Regions from separate parts of the Homo sapiens genome. Here all the other regions are linked to region 1. A link is a contact called in ENCODE Hi-C or POLR2A ChIA-PET data. All regions are on one chromosome and are shown on one strand. The core of a region is the stretch at or near the end of the contact, and the rest is flanking DNA. Distances in the headings are between cores, read along the strand shown.

What was found. Hi-C counts contacts between places; a loop is a spot of excess contacts on that map. ChIA-PET counts read pairs that join two places held with the same protein, here RNA polymerase II (POLR2A). Pooled maps may share reads with other maps.
Region 2: a loop to region 1 is called in a map of breast epithelium, with 16 times the contacts of the local background. The contact joins the promoter of EIF4G1 here to the promoter of ATP11B in region 1. A Hi-C loop is called at or near these places in 2 of 168 maps with a recorded cell type or tissue (breast epithelium and gastrocnemius medialis), 1 of 37 single-sample maps with no recorded cell type and 11 of 50 pooled maps.
Region 3: a pooled map shows a loop between it and region 1 (7-fold over the local background). The contact joins the promoter of EIF2B5 here to the promoter of ATP11B in region 1. A Hi-C loop is called at or near these places in 10 of 50 pooled maps. POLR2A ChIA-PET finds 5 or more read pairs at or near these places in 2 of 52 experiments (A549 and activated CD4-positive, alpha-beta T cell).
Region 4: a loop to region 1 is called in a pooled map, with 4 times the contacts of the local background. The contact joins the promoter of SOX2 here to the promoter of ATP11B in region 1. A Hi-C loop is called at or near these places in 7 of 50 pooled maps.

The regions. Positions count from the first base shown.
Region 1 is chr3:182,791,541-182,796,742 of GRCh38, reverse strand. ATP11B (ATPase phospholipid transporting 11B (putative)) reads right to left here and starts at 3,239. Exons shown (of 30, transcript NM_014616.3): 1 at 2,957-3,239. The coding sequence starts at 2,983. ATP11B-DT (ATP11B divergent transcript) reads left to right here and starts at 3,379. Exons shown (of 3, transcript NR_187316.1): 1 at 3,379-3,663. RefSeq lists a silencer at 2,655-3,404.
Region 2 is chr3:184,312,350-184,317,551 of GRCh38, reverse strand. It overlaps EIF4G1 (eukaryotic translation initiation factor 4 gamma 1), which reads right to left and starts at 2,946. Exons shown (of 33, transcript NM_198241.3): 1 at 2,878-2,946; 2 at 2,007-2,063; 3 at 1,696-1,789; 4 at 1,334-1,420; 5 at 55-231. The coding sequence starts at 1,755. RefSeq lists enhancers at 1,677-2,298, 3,023-3,523 and silencers at 2,136-2,845, 2,866-3,195.
Region 3 is chr3:184,133,670-184,137,433 of GRCh38, reverse strand. EIF2B5 (eukaryotic translation initiation factor 2B subunit epsilon) reads right to left here and starts at 2,076. Exons shown (of 16, transcript NM_003907.3): 1 at 1,854-2,076; 2 at 698-822. The coding sequence starts at 2,048. EIF2B5-DT (EIF2B5 divergent transcript) reads left to right here and starts at 2,173. Exons shown (of 2, transcript NR_183721.1): 1 at 2,173-2,898; 2 at 3,156-3,764. RefSeq lists enhancers at 1,727-1,796, 2,117-2,176, 3,046-3,687 and a silencer at 1,867-1,976.
Region 4 is chr3:181,708,993-181,714,194 of GRCh38, reverse strand. SOX2 (SRY-box transcription factor 2) reads right to left here and starts at 2,270. Exons shown (of 1, transcript NM_003106.4): 1 at 1-2,270. The coding sequence starts at 1,834. The coding sequence ends at 881. All of the region lies in intron 6 of SOX2-OT (SOX2 overlapping transcript), which reads right to left. RefSeq lists enhancers at 429-1,280, 1,281-2,134, 2,135-2,987, 2,988-3,841, a silencer at 2,370-2,429 and a promoter at 2,009-3,042.

The sequences.
Region 1 (5,202 bases), core at 1,990-4,489:
CAACATGTATCCAATGTCTACTTATGTAGAGTATGTGTGACCCTGACCAACATTTGTATCCCTGGTATTCAGCATCTGTTAATACCAGCACACAGCAAGTGCTTTAAAAATGTAGTATTACATTCAAATATGTACTGACACAGACTTTCATTTAAAAGTCTAAATTGGTGCTGTCCAATAGAATTTTCTGTGATAATGAAAATATGAACTGTCCAATATGGCAGCCAATGGCAGCCAATAGACACATGAATTCAAATTTTAATTTTAATACCCACATATGGCTCCAATTTTAATTTTAATGGCCACTTGTGGCTAATGGCTACCGTACAGGTCTAAATATTAGAATACAGTGAGTAGCTAATGGCATTTCCATAATTATAATCAAGGTATTGTCATCTCTAATGAGTTAATACATAAAATATGGTACTGAAAATGAGTATACTTTGAATAATACTAACTGTACCACAAAGACACCATAAGAGAATTTTCTTAGTGTCAAGTAACTTTAACATTGTGTGCCAAAAAGAAAAACAAAAAAGGATATTCCAATCTTTTTATTTTCAGCCTACTTTCCCAATAGAAAAGATCAAGCTTCTGTCAACTTTCTGATTTTTCCATCTTCTCAAGTAGTGAAAATATTTTGTCATAAGGAGTCACACTTTTTTTTAATTAAAAAGAAATTACTAGAACATAGGCATTGTTTCTGTAATAAAAGGACTTTTTTGTGAGACATTAGTTGAAAATCGGGATTCATATAACGAATTAAATATGCTTATAACTCCAACCTGTCCTTAGGATTTGCTTGTCAATTTCCCCAAATTTGTCCTAGTTATCTGCATTTTAAAATAAACCCATTGCTGAAAGTCGTGGTGATTCAATCCATTAAGCCACTGGAAGTATAATCTAAACTAGCTTTTACCTGAGTTGAATAATTTCTGGTGCAGTAATCAGAATAGCTGTCTATGACTGGGATAGCAAAATATACTTTCATTACTCTGTATCCAGGGTCCTTGATGTTTAATTTATGTGATCATACAAACTTAACCAGAGACACAAAGTCCTACATTGGCCCAAGTATGATTACATACTTAGAGGATCTGATAACTTAAAACCAGTGAGGTGAGCAACTAAATGTCAGAGATAGCATTTTTTATGCACAGGAACTTGTTCAACTCGTTAACCATCCCTGTTAAGACGGCTGCCTTGTAAAATAACCACACACAACTTCCGGCCCTTCCTTTTAGCTGGGTTCATTTGAAGCCATTTTAAAAAACATTACCAGGTTTTCTGTCTTGAAGATGAGCATGGTTATACAACCAGGATTTTATTCTGGCTAAAAAATACCTAACAGTGAGAAAGGATGTCTCAATACATTTTTAAAAAAGCTTCAAGAGAACCACTTTAAAATGATCTTCCTACCACACAAAAACACCATCAGGTAAATCAGCCCTCTATACAAGAAGATTTGGCAAATCAAAAGCATAAGATCAAATCTGTAATAATTAACTTTCTGAGTAAAATTACTGTGCTACAGCTTACTGCAACAAAGCCAAAGTATTACAAGATGGTATTATAATGACATCATTAGCTTGGTTTCCTAATAAAGCATATATCTGGGATATCTGAATTTACAATGCTAAAAACAGAGACCCAACATTTGTAGGAGGGAGTGGTAGGCAGTTCTTATTTATAATTTTTTTTTTTTTTTGAGAATGATGCCCGCTGCAAAACGAAGTAACAGAAGGCTGGCTCTGAAACACCACACTTCTTGGTCTTAACGTTAAAATGCTTTTCTAGAGCAGAAGGGAAAAAGAGTTATCAGTGCTTTCGTCCCACAAAAATAGTTCCTGTTTCACTAAATTTTACCACTGCCTTTAGAATTAGTAAATGAAAACGCCAACTTGTAGAAGCATTAAGTTAATGCGATTTAGAAATTAAATAGTAACCGGCCTCATCACACAGATAAGGTTAGGCTTCTTCAGCCAGGGGCAATTTCTGTCCTAATTGTCACAGCTGCCTTAATGCTGTACTTTCTGCGCTGTAGCTGCCAGGAGGCAGATAAGATTTTTCTCTCTGAATTAATTCTGGGAAAGGTGGCACTTTTTATAGGCCTTAAATGACCCTTTTCTAAGATTTTTTGTTGGTGGTGTCCAGATGTTCCAATAATACTGGAGAGTTAACTATTCCTTCCAAACCTGTGTCGTTCAAACTGCCTTGAGGAGAACGGGAAAAAAGTAAGGTTCACACTCGAAAAGTTTCACTCGGGGTGGGGTGAGGACGAGGTAGGAAGGAAACGACAGTACGTATCGTTCGTAACTATCGTACAATACGTATCGTTTCCGAAGCTAGACCGGCAGCTGGCACAGTCTTTCCCCTTTCCAGGTCCTGGGGAGAAACGTCTCTCGCTGAGGGGGCTAGACACCTACGACAGCCTCCTCCTCGGGAATCAACACAGCTCTGGATCGTGACACGCTTCCAGAAGTCCGTGACGAGTGGGGGCAGAAGACAGGTTCTTCGCTTCCCCTTCACCCAAACACGTCCCAAATTGTTCGAGGCAGGAAGAGCACGCCTCTCTCATCTCCCCAAGACCTACTCTCGCTCAGCTCCCTCGCCCTGTTTCCTCTGGGGGCACCGCCACCCCGCTCGGGACTCCCGCCTCTGGCCACAGCAGCCCCGGAGCGGCAAGGGGGAAGAAGTAACGGAGAAGCGCCGGCTAGAAGCGGCCGCCTCCGGCCGCTCGGCGCCAGCCTCGGCGGCCCGGGCTTGGAGGCGAGACGAGCCCGGGAGCCGCACGGGGCTTCTCCGGCTCTGGGCCCCGCGCCCGTCTCCGCTGCGGCCTAGCCGGGCGCCCACGCCCTGGCCTCCCGGCTCCGCGCCGCCGGCCTTTCCCCGCCACCCCGGGCCGAGAGGCCCCGCGGGGGCGGACGAATGGAGGTGGAGGGGCGGGGGCACCTACCAGCTGCTGCCGGATCCAGCGCCACATTCCCCCGTCGTCGCCGTCCGGGTCCCGCGGGGCGCGGGGGCCGCGGGGCTGCAGGTGGAGGCCGACAAGACAGAGGCGGGAGCGGGCGAGCCCCTCGGGCCGAAGTTCCGCTTACCGCCGCCGCCGCCACTGCCTCACTCCCCGCGCCGCGTCCCCATCCCGCGGCGTCGGCCCCGAGTCCTACAGGCGCGGCCCCGGCGCCGCCCCCGCCCGGCGCAGCTGAGCCTGCCGCCGCGCCGCAGCCACCTTCATTATTGACCGTTGTCACCCAAAGCACCCCCGCAACCCCACCCCCGCCCCGCCCCGCCCGGCCCCCCGGCTCCACCCGGGACCGCCCCCGGCGCCCCGGCCCGCCCCCGGACGTGACGAAAGGGGGTGCGCGGACCGAGGGGGGCCTGGCGCGCCCCGCCGCCGTTCCGAGTTGGGGGGTTTCTGTGTTGTGGGTCCGGGAAGAAGCGAGCGTGGAAAGGTGCCGGGTTCTCGAACGCTGTTTCTGTCCACTGCCACCCTCCTCCCCGTTCTGGGAGTGGGATTAAGTCGTGTCTGTGGGTCTGGCCATCTCCGGAGTCTGCAGCTTGGGGCCGATTCCTCGGTCTCTACCTCCTGTTGCAGGTCTTTTTCGGGCTCTGTGGCTTCTTTGGTTCACGCGTCTCCCGACACGCATACGCACAGTCCTGAACGTATGTGACTGAAAGTTAATCCCCCCAGAAGTCCCAGTTTGGGTTCCATCAAGCTGTAAGAGCTTTCGTCTCAACACAAGTCAGGCCTCTTCTTTAGCAAATGGCTGAGACGGGGCTAGGGAAATCTTGATCACACCCATTAAGTGATTCGAAAGCGTTGCAAGTCCCCTGAGCCTGGTACAGCCTGGACCCGTGTTTCTAGGCGAATGGATGAGATATTCTGTCTTGCCGTGTGCTAAATTGGACAGGTTCAGGGGAAGATAATTTGTATAAAAAGGTAGTTCTTTACTGCTAACTGCCAAACTTCTGCAATCAAAAACACCCGTAGCAGTAACTTGACCTAGGTTAAAAAAGTGTGTGGATGACAAGCTCAGAAGGAATATACAAGCAACTGGAACAAGGCTTTGACTTAAAGGTTTGGCGTTGTTTAAAAGCAGCCCCGTATACATATTGTGTTATGTATATGTATTGAATGCTGTATTTTTGCTGAATTAAAGCACACTTCACCGACAGACGTTTGTGGTTAAAAAAAAAAAAATTAAGCGGCCGGGCGCGGTGGCTCACGCCTGTAATCCCATGTAATCCCAGCACTTTGGGAGGCCGAGGCGGGTGGATCACGAGGTCAGGAGATCGAGACCTTCCTGGCTAACATGGCGAAACCCCATCTCTACTAAAAAATACAAAACATTAGCCGAGCGTGGTGGCGGTCGCCTGTAGTCCCAGCTACTCGGGAGGCTGAGGCAGGAGAATGACGTGAACCCGGGAGGCAGAGCTTGCAGTGAGCCGAGATGGCGCCACTGCACTCCAGCCTGGGCGGCAGAAGGAGACTCCGTCTCAAAAAAAAAAAAAAAAAAAAAAAATTAAGCAAGAACAAATCTAAATGAGATTAGCATGACTAGGCAGGTCGTTGAATATGCATCCTCAATCTTCTAGTTTCAGTAGACATTTCTTACTATATAATGCTTATCCAGCACCACAAATAGAATCTTTCTTTGGGGATATTTATGATCTGTAAAACCAACATGGAATTTTATATTATAAATCATCCAACTTCAAAAAATAGCTAGATATTTGAAAAGTCATCTTACTTTTATTCTTGTGGCTAAACCTTACTTTATGACCCTAAAAGGAAGTTTTGAGATATATTTAGTGACAAAACCTTACTGCCATTCATGGAGCACTGTGTCCATTCATGGAGCACCCAGGTCCTGTATCAAGTTCTTTACTTGTATGCTGTAATTTAACTCCAATCAATCCCTTGAAGTAGGTATTATTCCCGTTTTGTATAGATGCAGAAATGGAGGCTCACACTAATTTGGCAAAGCTAGGATTCAGATTCTGGATTGTCAGGCAATAGTGCTCATGTTCTTAAGCTACGTCCAAAAATAAAAATATGGCCATGCCTACTTTTATTCATCTGCAAATGGTTTGATTACAAATTAGGCCTGGAAATTTTTATTTATATGCCGCTAAAATTTTTCAAGATAACATAAGAAATAGCGATCTGGAGAATACTTTGTGTATCATTATTTAATTGTG
Region 2 (5,202 bases), core at 1,697-4,196, 1.5 Mb before region 1:
TAAGTGAGAGGTATAGGGGTCTGTGGCTTCTAGGCTCCAAGCCCCCAGCCTCACCTGTCCAGGGATGTAGTAGGCCCCCTGGGAGGCTGGGTAGGAGATCTGGGAAGGGATCATCATTACTTGGGATCCAGCAGGGTAGACATGGGCAGCTGGGCCAGGGCGGGCAGGGGCTGCACTCTGCACTCGGGAGGCTGCACTGCTCGGGGGCTGGGCCCGGCTAGGGTAGAAGTGCTGTCAGGAGGGAGGAAAGCAGTTGGCATTGTAAAGAGAAGGAAGTGGACAAAAAATTGCCACTCCACAATGTCTCTATAGCCTGGAAAGAAGTACTGTGGGCTTCAGAACATGGCGACCAATCCTTCCAAGACCACTTGACCAAATGGCTAAGCGGCTTCTTGTACACACACATGCCCTCCAAACCTCCAAATTCAGATGTACACTTTGCATCCTGCAGAGATTTACTCTCTCACTGCCATGCATACACACGTCACCTCTACCAAACTACCCCTCTGCAGAGGCTTCCTAACACCGAGATGCATCATGCCTAAGTAAGGCCCTTTCGGGCAACATATCCCCAGCATGCACTGCTCCACCAGCATGTAATGAGGAGCTAACCATAACATGCAACAGCATCCCAGTCCCCAGATGCGCGTTCTTCAAGATGTAGCCCCTAACATGCATCACTCGGCCTCCAACTGAGAACCTGGACACCAAACAAGTCACTACCCTGAAGATCCCCATTCCCTGTGTCTAGCCCCTGACTAGGGTGGAGGGTAAGGATGAGACCAGAAGACTGTCCAGGGTTGGGAAAGGGATATTACCTGCAGAGACCTGAATCCTCCCTGAGAGCACATGGGGATAGGAAAGAAGAGAATTACCCCCAAGGTGATGGCGGGGGGAGGGAATGAAGGCAATAAGACAGGACAAGAATCCTCCCACTTAGTAAGGAAGAAGCTGGGGAACAGAGAAAGGCAAGGACCAGCTGGAGTGTTTACCTCACCACAGTCCAAAGAGAAAGCAGAGAGAGCAATAGAGCAATAGCAGCCTCCGGTAAAAGGAGCAAATAGGAAAGCAAGAGCTGGCAGCAGGGCCCAAAGCACTGCCCCCAATTCTCAGAGGCACTAGGATCCCAGTAATGCCACCCTCATTGACAACATACTATCCAAGGGACCAGCCACCGTGAGTAATCAACAGGGCAAGGCGCAGAGCCGCATGAAAGAACACAGAGGATTAAGGCCAGGTATGGGGCCTCCAGTTTCCATCCTAGACCTAAACTGGCCAAAGCTTTCCACTGCTCCCACCCAGGTCCCCTACTCCCCTCCCCACAGCCCCTCACCTGGCGGGGCTGAGAAGGCGTGTTCATTTGTGTCGCTTGTGGCGTACTGAACACCACCGGCGCTGTCTGCCCCGGGGGAAACGCTGGCTGAAGAGGGGAGACCAGAGTTCAGCAAGAGGGGAAGCCCAGGTGGGGCAGAAACCCAAGCTGGTGAAATAAGGGGAGCAGATCTGCGGCAAGAGCCTTAACAATCCACATACCCCCTCCCCGTGACAGCCCCCGGGGACAGCCCAGGGGCCCTGTCTCAATTTGGCAGCAGGCGGCTGCACTTTGCCCTGACACAGATGGGGGTAGGAAGATCCAGAGGCTGGAGACTGCCTGGTCTCCCCCACCCCCACCCCTGCTAATTCCTCCCTAATTACCTGTGGGAGTCCGGGGGATGGGGCGGGTGGGGGGCCTGTGGACTGTGGAGCTTTGTTCATTTCATTTGGTGCCACATCAGGGTCCCCCCAGCACCTGTTGGGAAAGAGTGGCGCTCAGGAAGAGGAAGGGACCCAAGCTTAAGGCAAATGGGGCGGTGAAAGGGTTGATGCAAGGGCTGGGTCCCATACGGAGTCCCAGAGATGCCAAGAGGGTGAAGCAGAAAAGATACAGCCTGTCCCCACCAACATGCTGTCAAACCCGCATCACTTCCAACCAACCCCTGACCTACTGAAACAGACCCCTCACTCACCCCCTCGATTAAGAACAAGTCCACGGTGCGGCCTACAGGTTCTGGGCATCCGAGGGCCTGGGGTTGGGAGGTGAGGGTATCAACCTGGCTCCGCGGGGCCCCAGACCAACCAGACCGGAAATTCCAGGTCTCGCTGGCACCAGGCTCCCGGATCACGAACGGAGCTAGCTGCTTCGGCCGTGGCGTCCCCACCCCCCACCCGGGGACACCGGGTTCGGGCCTGGCCCAGGGGCACACAGGATACGCCTGCCGCCGGGGAACCCGCACTGGGCCAGAAGCTAGGCCTGCCGCCGCCCAGGAGTGTAGGCCAGGAAGGGCGGGAGTCAGGCCCTAAAAGGCCAGGCGGGCGGCGGCCGTCGAGGAGCCGGTTTCAGGCAAGTGAGGGTCGGCCCGGAGGGCGGGCGGGGCCGGGGGCTCCTCCCTGCCCGCCGCCACCGCCTCCCTCCCCTGCGCCCTCCCTGCGCAGCGCGGGCCAGTGCCAAAGAACAACGTGTCACTTCCCGGCGGCCTGGCCGCGAAGGGGGGAGGGGGCGGCGGGCCGGGAGCCGTGGTGCCTGCGCCCGTGGGCTGCCGGGCCTCCTCGGGTCAGGCCGAGGTGGCATTTCGCGGCGACGAACCCGGCGCCCTACCAGCCCGCGGGGCCCGCATAGTCCGGCCCTGCGCTCCCCACCCCCACCCAGCAGCCAGGCCCGGCCGGGCCAGGCACACGTGGGCCGGGGATCGGGACCCTGGCGGGCCGGGGCCCTGGGTCGGGCCGCGGGGCCAGGGCGCCGGGGCGGCGGCGCAGGGTGGCCGGTCCCGGCCCGGATGGCGGCGGATGCGGGGGGAGGGGGTGGGGGGGCCGGGTCGGGCCCGGACATGGCGGCTTTACCTTCAGTCTCCTTCAGTCCGCGCGGCCGAGCCCCACGCAGCCGCACAGACGTAGTCCACAACCATTTCCGGCTCCCCGCACAGATCCCGCTCGGCGGCCACCGCTTCTCCGCAGGCGCAGCCGGCGCCCCCACGTGACCGGCGCAGGGGGCGGAGCCGCGCCGGGCGATCTGCGCCGCCGAGCACATGGGATTTGCCCCCGCCCCGTCACGTGACAGCCACAGCCCGCCCCCGTGTCCCCTCCCGAACTTTGAAACTCCCAGACCGATTCCCCTCTGTGTTTCTCTCTGTTCCGCGATTCTTTAGTTCATTCATATTTTAAGCAACCATTTATTGAGTGCATGCTAAGTACAAGGCGAAGTGCTGGTTGAGGGCTGAGAAACTGAAATCAAAGTCTCGGCAAAAAAAAAAAAAAAATAAGCGGGGCGCGGTGGCTCACACCTTAATCCCAGTACTTTGGGAGGCCGAGGTGGGCGGATCACGAGGTCAAGAGATCGAGACCATCCTGGCCAACATGGTGAAACCCCGTCTTTACTAAAAATACAAAAATTAGCCGGGCGTGGTGGCGCACCCGTAGTCCCAGCTACTTGGGAGGCTGAGGCAGGAGAATTGTTTGAGCCCGGGAGGCAGAGGTTGCAGTGAGCGGAGATTGTGCCACTGCACTCTAGCCTAGCCTGGCGACAGGGCGAGACTCCATCTCAAAAAAAAAAAAGAAAGAAATTAAAGACTCCGTCCTGCCTAAGTAAATCGTGATACAATACGAATTATGCAGGCTTTGAAAATAATTTAGATTAGGTCATTGAAAGGCCAATAACAAAGGAAATTAAAAGGATAGAAACATTCTAATTAGGCAAGTAGTATGAGATTTGTAGTTTAAAAAGATCATGGGCCGGGCGCAGTGGCTCACGCCTGTAATCCCAGCACTTTGGGAGGCCGAGGCGGGCGGATCACGGGGTCAGGAGATCTAGACCATCCTGGCCAACATGGTGAAACCCCGTCTCTACTAAAATACAAAAAATTAGCTGGGCCTGGTGGCGCACGCCTGTAGTCCTAGCTACTCGGTAGGCAGAGGCAGAGAATTGCTTGAACCCGGGAGGCGGAGGTTGCAGTGAGCCGAAATTACGCCACTGCACTCTAGCCTGGCGACAGGGTGAGACTCCATCTCAAAAAAAAAAAAAAAGAAAGAAAAAAAGAAATTAAAGACTCAGTCCTGCCTAAGTAAATCGTGATACAACACGAATTATGCAGGCTTTGAAAAGAATTTAGATTAGGTCCTTGAAAGGCCTATAACAAAGGAAATTAAAAGGATAGAAACATTCTAACTAGGCAAGTAGTATGAGATTTGTCGTTTAAAAAGTTAGAAACATTCTAACTAGGCAAGTAGTATGAGATTTGTCGTTTAAAAGGATCATGGGCCGGGCGCGGTGGTTCACGCCTGTAATCCCAGCACTTTGGAAGGCCGAGGCGGGCGGATCACGGGGTCAGGGCGGATCACGGGGTCACCATCCTGGCCAACATGGTGAAACCCCCATCTCTACTAAAATACAAAAAATTAGACGGGTCTGGTGGCGTGCGCCTGTAGTCCCAGCCACTCAGGAGGCAGAGGCAGAAAACTGCTTGAACCCGGGAGGCAGAGCTTGCAGTGAGCCAAGATTGCGCCACTGCACTCTAGCCTGGATGACAGTGAGACTCTGTCTCAAAAAATAAAAATAAAAATAAAAAATAAAGGCAGGCACGGTGGCTCACGCCTGTAATTCCAGCACTTTGGGAGGCCAAGGCAGGCAGATCACCTGAAGTCAGGAGTTCGAGAGCACCCTGGCCAACATGGTGAAACCTCATCTCTACTATAAATAGAAAAATCAGCCAGATGTGGTGGCAAGCACCTGTAGTCCCAGCTAGTGGAGAGGCTAAGGCAGGAGAATCGCTTGAACCTGGGAGTTGGAGGCTGCAGTGACCTGAGATCACAACTGCATTCCAGCCTGGGCAACAGAGTGAGACTCTGTTTCAAATAAATAAATAAATAAATGAAATAAAATATAAAAAGAGCAGACACTCCCACGGAGGGGCAAAAGCGTAAGGATGGAAGAATAAGGACAGAAGAGAAGTAATCTTAAAACTGACAGCCGGTCGGGGGCGGTGGCTCACGCCTGTAATCCCAGTATTTTGGGAGGCTGAGGCAGGCGGATCACCTGAGATCGGGAGTTTGAGACCAGCCTGACCAACATAGAGAAACCCCGTCTCTACTAAAAATATACAAAAATTAGCCAGGCATGGTTGCGCATGCCTATAATCGCAGCTACTCAGGAGGCTGAGGCAGGAGAATTGC
Region 3 (3,764 bases), core at 827-3,326, 1.3 Mb before region 1:
GTCTTGTTTTATGGGTTAGGAAACATGGTTATTTCCTCTCCATACCTTGACCCCTTGTCCCTAAACATCAATTTGAACTCAAAATCCTGCTGAAGCCTAGGGTACACAAAGTAGCCTGGGAACACGCTTCACGTCAGCTTTCCCCTTCTGCAATCCATATAACATTTAGGAACTGTCTGATGGAGACCATGCTAATGTCCTAGTCTTTACATCCTGGACTTCCATAAGCAATGCGATTCCCTAGTTTTCAAGATTTCAACAAACATGTAAGTGCTCACTATATGCTTGGGACTGAGCTAGGCAGTGGGAATACAAAGATGACAAGGAGCTCATTTATATCCTTGAAGGTGAGAACAAACAAGATTTAGAAACTCAGTGGGAAAACAAAGATGTTATCATTGTAACTTCCATACTGAAGCCATTAAATAAAAGCAAAGTCCACTGGCACCAAACTTTATAATGAGATTCAGAAAAAACCCAAGTTTATTCTTTAATCTTTGTCACAGAAAACCCAAGACAGACAGATACAAAGTTTCAGCTGCTCACCTCCTGATAAGTGTAGAAAATACCCTTAGAACTTACAATGACATCTAAGTAGACACATTTTTCCCCTCTCACATTTCCCCTTAGTTACATTCATCCTGAAAAAACTGGAAAAAGATGGCGAAACATGGAAAGAAAAGTTGCAGGGCCTTACAGTAAATGTTCTTTGATTTGAGCAGCTTTCCAGCAACAAAAGACAAATGTTTCCTGTACACCTGTGGCAGTCAGGAATTCCAGAGTGTAGTCAATTAATGCCACATTGGCCAGGGGCAAGAGGACCTGAAGGATACAAGATGAAAAAAAACTTGAGGTCTCGAATCCCTTTGGGTACCCCACTGCAACAATTTTCACTCCTCTATTCGTATTTCCAAACAGTGTAATTTTGCTGTATCTTTCCAATTCAAAGATAAACAGGTTCCTGCCTTTGATGTTCATGCCATGCTCTAAGCCTGAGTCTGAGACATTGCAATTTGGGGATGGTAAGTACAGAATCTATGTGCCTTGTATCAGACACAGAGCTGTGACAGAATGGCAGTTCACTGCTGGCAAAGGATAATACTGGAAATCAATCATATTTCCATAAATTTAAGCATTGCTAAGGCCTTCTTCCCCATAAGATTTCCTTCCTTGATCCCTTTCTAAGTGTCAGAGGTTAGCCATCTCCCGTCACTTGTCAAAAATGAACAGCCATTAGGCTTTTTCGAGGGAATTAGAGAGGATTTTCCTTAAATCCAATGCAGTTCCCTCTTTCTGAACTGACTGCTGAACGACCCAGCTGAGTCCAATACCCCATTGTCTAGACAACTCGGGGGCTGATGGCAATCAACCACTAAACCCATTTTGTCCTTTCGACAGATAGCACCGGCTATCATTAGAACCTGGAAGGAAAAAAAAAATACACTGCCTGAGATCTAGCCCGCTCTTTTTAAGGCATATTACCGCCCTTTCAGAGGCAAAAGGTCGTTTCTTTTCACCTAAGCAACCGTCATCGGCAAGGTTAAAAGCGGCGCAGCCTCTTCTAGGGGCACTGAATCCCCGCGTGAAGGCTTCTCTCAAGCGCTGTTTCTACATTTAGCTCTCTTCATTCCTTTCAAACCCGAGGTGGACAGCATTACGAATGCCCAAATCTGCCGGCCACTAACTTGGTCAGCAGTCATCAGGGTTTAGACAGTCCCTCTGCATCCGGTTTTAGGATAACAGCATAGACGCAGGTCCTTCAAGGGCATGCTGTTGTAGTTAGCCGAAATGAGAACTTGCTCCAGCCCTGCCACCCTTCCTGCCCTCTGGCTGCTCGCGTGCGCGGCGCTCACCCGAGGCTGGTCCTTGGAGATGGGGAAGAAGCGGCGATCGAAGCTATCGGCCACCAGAACTGCTTGTAGGGGCGGCGGCGGTTCCTCCTCCGCCCCTCTGGCTCCCCCGCCACCGCTGCCTCCCGGCCCCGCGCCGCTGCGCTTGTTAGCCCGACTAACCACCACACCAGGCGGCGCCACTACAGGGGCCGCCATCTTCTTCTCTCACGGTCACCACTTCCGCAAGGAAGCTGCCACCGCACGCAGTAGGGGACAAAAAGGATCCAGCACTTGAAATGCGATGGACTAATTAACGAAGGGAAGGAGACGAGGAGGGAGCAGTGCGCATGCGTCTTCCCCGGGAGCCCACAGGGGTCTGAGGTTGATCCCGGAGGCGCGAGGAGTCGGTACGGGTCACGGTTGTCCCGGCCCCTGAGGCGCAGGGTAGGAGTGGGGTCCCATAGATGTCAGACTCGGTCTGCAAGTATCGTCGGCCTTCATTTGTAGGTGAACAAGCCGAGATTCTTGTGGCGTGATAGGACTTGTGGTCGCCACGAAGGGGCCAGCTCCATCGGGAATCTGTAATCGCCCAGCAGTTTCCCCGCCCCGCGCATGTGAAATATGTAGCCCTCCGTATTCATTCTAGAAACTTCTGGGAACCCAGCGCCTTGGGGAGATAGAACCGAGCCAGATGTTCCCCCGCTGCGAGGAACTCAGAACCTGCATAAATAGAGAAGGTGGCAGGCATATAGTAGGGAGACCAGTAATTCCATTGAGCGCTGATTTTGGGCCAGGCACGATACAAGCATTATCTCTGCAAAACATCTTATTCATTCGTTCAGCAAACGTTTCTTGAACTCTCAGAAGGATGAAGGAAGTTTACCCAGCTAGTAAGTGGAAGAACTGGTATTGGAACCCGATCTGTCTGACTGCAGAGTTCCACAATCTTGCTGCCAAGTTATGTGGGGATAACAATGACTATTTTATGTCATCTATTCATTCTTCCAGCCTATCAGCCTCCTGTGTCTTAAGCAGAGTGGAGACGGGGGTGGATCCAGGCGCACCAGTAAGTTGTACTGGAGTTAAGCAGTAAGCTTTCTGGGCAGAGGAAAGTGCGGGCGTAAAGGTCCAAGGCTTGAAAAGGCGCAGCAGCACCTTTTTCTCTTTGGGGAAAGAAGCGGTGGCTGCGGGGAATAAACCAACTCTGTAGAGGGGCGGGGCCGTGGGAAAGCGGTGGAACGGGGCAGGAAGGCTGGGCGTCATTTGGGAGGCAAGGAACTTTTCTGTAAGGCATAGCGCCCTTTCTGCACGGGACCTGTCCAGGTTCCACGCCACAGGCTTCTGCAGTTCCTGCAAACTGTTCCCATCCCGCCCCGCGTTGCACGTCGGGATTTGGAGTTCGCGATGCTGAGAGCTGTTTCCACGTGGCGATTCCGACTTGACCCGTCGTGCTCCGGCGCCCGCCTAGGGGGACCGAGGAGTTTGTCATTTCTTGCCTCGTTAGGGTGCGGAACGAAAACCATTTGATTTATCCTAGAAAAGGAAAGGCTGAAGCCAACTAAGTAAAAGTTTTCCATTAAATGAATGCACGTTGTAGAAAAGGAATGTTCAACTGCCCTACAAATCCAGAGGTAGAAATGGGGGAGGGGAGAAGGAATTAAATAGGACACACACACACACACACAAACACACACACACACACACTCTTGGGGGGGTGTTTGGGTATGGAAAGTAGGTCCGATTGCAGAATTTATTTTAAATGATTCCCGCAACCTTGGGAAGTTGGGAAGTGGTGAATCCGCTGCCGAAAGGCATTTGTGCTTATGGTAAATCCAGGTCTTAAAATTCTGTAGACTGGTAGCTATATGGATATGATTTTAATAGACGAGTTTCAGGAAGACTCTCTCAAACTGTTTTTTGTTGTTGTTGTTT
Region 4 (5,202 bases), core at 1,021-3,520, 1.1 Mb after region 1:
ATTTCAAACACAGTAATTTCATGGTTTTTTTTATCTGAACAAAATGGAAAGTTGGGATCGAACAAAAGCTATTATAAATTACCAACGGTGTCAACCTGCATGGCCATTTTTGCTTTTAACAGTAAGTTATAAAATTTAGTACAGTCTAAAACTTTTGCCCTTTTTAAACAAGACCACAGAGATGGTTCGCCAGTACTTATTCTAATTTTTTCCTTTTGTACAATTTTTAAACAATTAAAATGTCCAAATTTGAATAATTTTCTTCTTTTCACGTTTGCAACTGTCCTAAATTTCAGCTGCAGAATCAAAATTCAGCAAGAAGCCTCTCCTTGAAAAATATTGGCAAATTCTCAGCTTATAAACAATGGACATTTTGATTGCCATGTTTATCTCGATAAATACTGTACAAAAGTTGCTTGCAAATATTAAAACATTTTTTTCGTCGCTTGGAGACTAGCTCTAAATATTATTGGTAAAGACTTTTGCAAACTTCCTGCAAAGCTCCTACCGTACCACTAGAACTTTTAAAAAGTTTTTCGTAGCTTTCTTTCCTCCAGATCTATACAAGGTCCATTCCCCCGCCCTCCCCACCCTCCCCAGGTTTTCTCTGTACAAAAATAGTCCCCCAAAAAGAAGTCCAGGATCTCTCTCATAAAAGTTTTCTTGTCGGCATCGCGGTTTTTGCGTGAGTGTGGATGGGATTGGTGTTCTCTTTTGCAGCTGTCATTTGCTGTGGGTGATGGGATTTTTTTTTTTCCTTTTTCTTTTTGAGCGTACCGGGTTTTCTCCATGCTGTTTCTTACTCTCCTCTTTTGCACCCCTCCCATTTCCCTCGTTTTTCTTTGAAAATTTCTCCCCCCTCCAGTTCGCTGTCCGGCCCTCACATGTGTGAGAGGGGCAGTGTGCCGTTAATGGCCGTGCCGGGCACCGGGCCGCTCTGGTAGTGCTGGGACATGTGAAGTCTGCTGGGGGCGGCGGGTTCCGGCACCTCGGCGCCGGGGAGATACATGCTGATCATGTCCCGGAGGTCCCCGGCCTGGCAGGGCGCCCTGGAGTGGGAGGAAGAGGTAACCACAGGGGGGCTGGAGCTGGCCTCGGACTTGACCACCGAACCCATGGAGCCAAGAGCCATGCCAGGGGTGCCCTGCTGCGAGTAGGACATGCTGTAGGTGGGCGAGCCGTTCATGTAGGTCTGCGAGCTGGTCATGGAGTTGTACTGCAGGGCGCTCACGTCGTAGCGGTGCATGGGCTGCATCTGCGCTGCGCCGTGCGCATTGAGGCCCGGGTGCTGCGGGTAGCCCAGCTGGTCCTGCATCATGCTGTAGCTGCCGTTGCTCCAGCCGTTCATGTGCGCGTAACTGTCCATGCGCTGGTTCACGCCCGCGCCCAGGCCGGCGCCCACCCCGACCCCGCTCGCCATGCTATTGCCGCCGGGGGCCAGCAGCCCGCCGGGCAGCGTGTACTTATCCTTCTTCATGAGCGTCTTGGTTTTCCGCCGGGGCCGGTATTTATAATCCGGGTGCTCCTTCATGTGCAGCGCTCGCAGCCGCTTAGCCTCGTCGATGAACGGCCGCTTCTCCGTCTCCGACAAAAGTTTCCACTCGGCGCCCAGGCGCTTGCTGATCTCCGAGTTGTGCATCTTGGGGTTCTCCTGGGCCATCTTGCGCCGCTGCCCGCGGGACCACACCATGAAGGCATTCATGGGCCGCTTGACGCGGTCCGGGCTGTTTTTCTGGTTGCCGCCGGCCGCCGCCGCGGTGGAGTTGCCGCCGCCGCCCCCCGAAGTTTGCTGCGGGCCCGGCGGCTTCAGCTCCGTCTCCATCATGTTGTACATGCGGGCGCTGTGCGCGGGCCCGGCCCGCCGGCGGCCGCCGACCCTCGGCCCGGCCGGGACTTTGGGGGGCCCGCGGGCGGGGGGAGAGGAGGAGGGGAGGCGGGCGGGGGTGTCGGGAGCGCAGGGCTCCGCGAGGAAAATCAGGCGAAGAATAATTTGGGGGAAAAAAAGAGAGAGGCAAACTGGAATCAGGATCAAAAAAAGCGCTTCCCTCCTCCTCTGGCCGATCCTGCCGCCGCCGATGATTGTTATTATTATTTTTTGGAAAGGCTTAAGCCTGGGGCTCAAACTTCTCTCCCTTTCTTTCTCTCTCCTCTTCTTTCTCTCAGTCCTAGTCTTAAAGAGGCAGCAAACTACTTTCCCCCTTTTGCAAACACTCTCTTCTCTGCCTTGACAACTCCTGATACTTTTTTGAACAAGTTAATAGACAACCATCCATGTGACGGGGGCTGTCAGGGAATAAATGGGTTTCTAGCGACCAATCAGCGCGCGGCGGCTCCTCCACTCGAGCCCAGCCTCGCTGCCGGGTTTTGCATGAAAGGGGGCGGGGCCTCCCGCGCCGCCGGCCGCGCGGGGGAGGCCGGGGGAGGAGGGGGCAGGCGAGGAGGGGGAGGAGGCTCCCAGAGCCAGCCTGCCAGCCACTGAGAAACCTTTGTATCCCCTCTCGCAGCAACAGGTCACACCACACGCCTTTTCGAAGGAAGTGGGTAAACAGCACTAAGACTACGTGGGTTTTTTTTTCTTTAAACTTAATATTGATTTACTTTTTGGTGCAGGGTACTTAAATGAGGATGGGACGCGGGAAGCAGCTAAGGTGCGGGGGTGGGGCAGGGCACAGTGGGTGGCTCAGGGCGGCTGTCCAACTCGTATTTCTGGAAACAGCCAGTGCAGGAGTTGGTGTGTCATTGTTCTCCCGCTCATCCACAGCACTCCCCCCCAACTCCAGCCCCTCTGGTGCCGCTCCCGTACTGCGCTCTTCCGCTCTCCTCTCTTACCTTACAGGTGCCAACACTCTCTCACGCCCTTCTCACAGTCCCGACTAGAAGTTAGGAGACCCAAACCTCTGTCCTCAAAACCTTCCTTGCTTCCACGTAACTTGCTCTGTTCTTAAAAATAAATCCTGCTCGGACCATAAGGCAGACTCTAGAGCTGAGAACCAGCAGGCCTTGGTAAGCTGCCATCTCCCTGTCCAACTCAGCTCTTTGGCCCAGGAAACTGCAGCTCTTCCTCTTAGCCCCAGCCACATCTCCCACTAGACTGTCTTCATTCAACCGTAGCAAAGGGGATGCTTCTACTGTCTGCCCCCACTCCCCATTCCCATCCCATGCCTCCCCGTAAGAAGGGTTTCGGTCGTGCGGCTTTCAAATGGGGGCTGGGGAAAGACACAGACGGAAGGGCGCTCAAAAGTGCAGGCGATGGGGGAGGGTGATTTCAACTTCCTGGCATCCCACGGCACTGTATGGAGGTGGCTTTTGGGCCGCAGTCACAAACTCCCTCCCACGCAGAGTTCCCAGGACTCCAGCAGAACCAGCCCTGGCATTTTCCCCGTAGATTTCCATTGTGGTGGCCGCAAAGCCCAGGCCGCGCAAGGCTGGGGCTGCGCCGCAAAGGGGCTCAAGGCCTGGGAGGCGGGGTCGATGCTCTCCAGGCACAGGTGCAGGCAGCGCACACTGGGAGAAGGCGGCCGGGACTGGGGAAGGGGGAGCCCAGCAAGGCCCGGGTTAGAGGAGGATGAGATGGGGGCGGGGGTAGGGGCTCAGGAATCTTGCCCGCCCAGGACCCAAGAGGGTAATTTTAGCCGCTCTCCCATTGTCCCGACGTAAAGATTTCAATAGGTAGGCGCTCAATGCGGAGGGCAATGGCAGCACGTCCGTTACAAATAGGTAGTTTTGTTTCTCTTGTTGTCGCTACACGGAGTCAAACAAAGCCTCGTCTAAGTTTCCTTCCACTCTCTTGTTGGGATCTTTGTGGCTAAAATGCACTTGACTACAAAGGGTGGGGTGGGGGGGAATAAAGAAAAAAAAACCTGATGCCATTTCTTTTTTATAAAGGGCTTAAACCATCAGGGTTACTTATTTTCTTTCTTCTGTAACACTCTCTCCGCCCCCTCCTCCCCTGGTCTACCCTTACTCACCCTAAGAAAATGTACTGAATAGTATCTACCAGCCACGTTCCATTTATTATCTTTACAAAACGGTGCATTGTTTTGTTCCTTACTAACCTTCTTCCCATAATCACTCCCCCGACCCCCAATTTCTCCAATCTCTGCCCTCCCTAGCCTGTTACTGTCAAACTCACACTAAATATACCCACTGGAAACTCAGAAAAGTTGTAAAAAAAAGAATTCTGCAGACTTTCCTTAAGTTATTTCCAATCAACCTTCCTGCCCCCCGAAGGTTCTCCTTTTTCTCTCAAGTTATGGCTTGTTTTAGTTCTTGGGAACCCGGAAAGGGTGAGATTGGGTTTCTCAAAATGCATACATATTCGGCGCTCTTCAAAATACAGCACTGTTTTCTGTTTAATCCAGGTGTAATATTAAGGTAAACACGGACCTGGAGATTAGGAAAGAGAAAAGGTTGAGAAGATCTGGGGAAGAGAAGGCGGCCACCGGCTTTTCAGCGCGGCTGGTTTCAGGGATGTGGCTGGTGCGCCCCCTGCTGGTAGATTCGCTTTTCCAAGACTATTGCTTTTACCTTTAAAAGAAGGTATTTGAAAATAATTAAAGTAAAAAAAAAAAAAAGAGGGGGATGGAAGATCAGACTAATTATACATAATCTAAACAAAAGAAAAGTTAACATATCTTATAAGCTGCGGAACCAAATCATAAGAATCAGATTTAATTTGCCTAACTTAGAAATATACATACAACCTCGAGGTAAGTGGGAGGTTAGACCATGGGAAAAAATAGGTACAAATTATGAGATTCAACATGTGAATGAATTATGATTGTCCAGACGCCACAAAGGGCAGACCAAGAATTCACTTTATGATTGTGTATGCATCGGTCTGCTTAATAGCATTATTCTAAAAACTTTAAAAAGCTTGTGGATAATTGTTTGAAGAAACAACCAAGGAATTGGTGTGGATAAGGGTGGTGTATATTTGTTAAAATAAATACTAATAACAGACGGTTATAGACACAAATCTTTTAAATCTCGTTGCCTTTCTCTCAAGGCACAATTTTTTTCCTTGGGAGGATATATAACAACTTTTACACATTCTCAGATGCATGTGTTTGTGCATGAACTCTATAATAATGTATTTAAGAGGTTAAAGGGGTTGGCTAGGTCTTTTATTAATTGCTTTTATCACATTAATAAGCTATGGAATTACGTTACAATTGTGTTATCATTGGTTGCATTTATTTA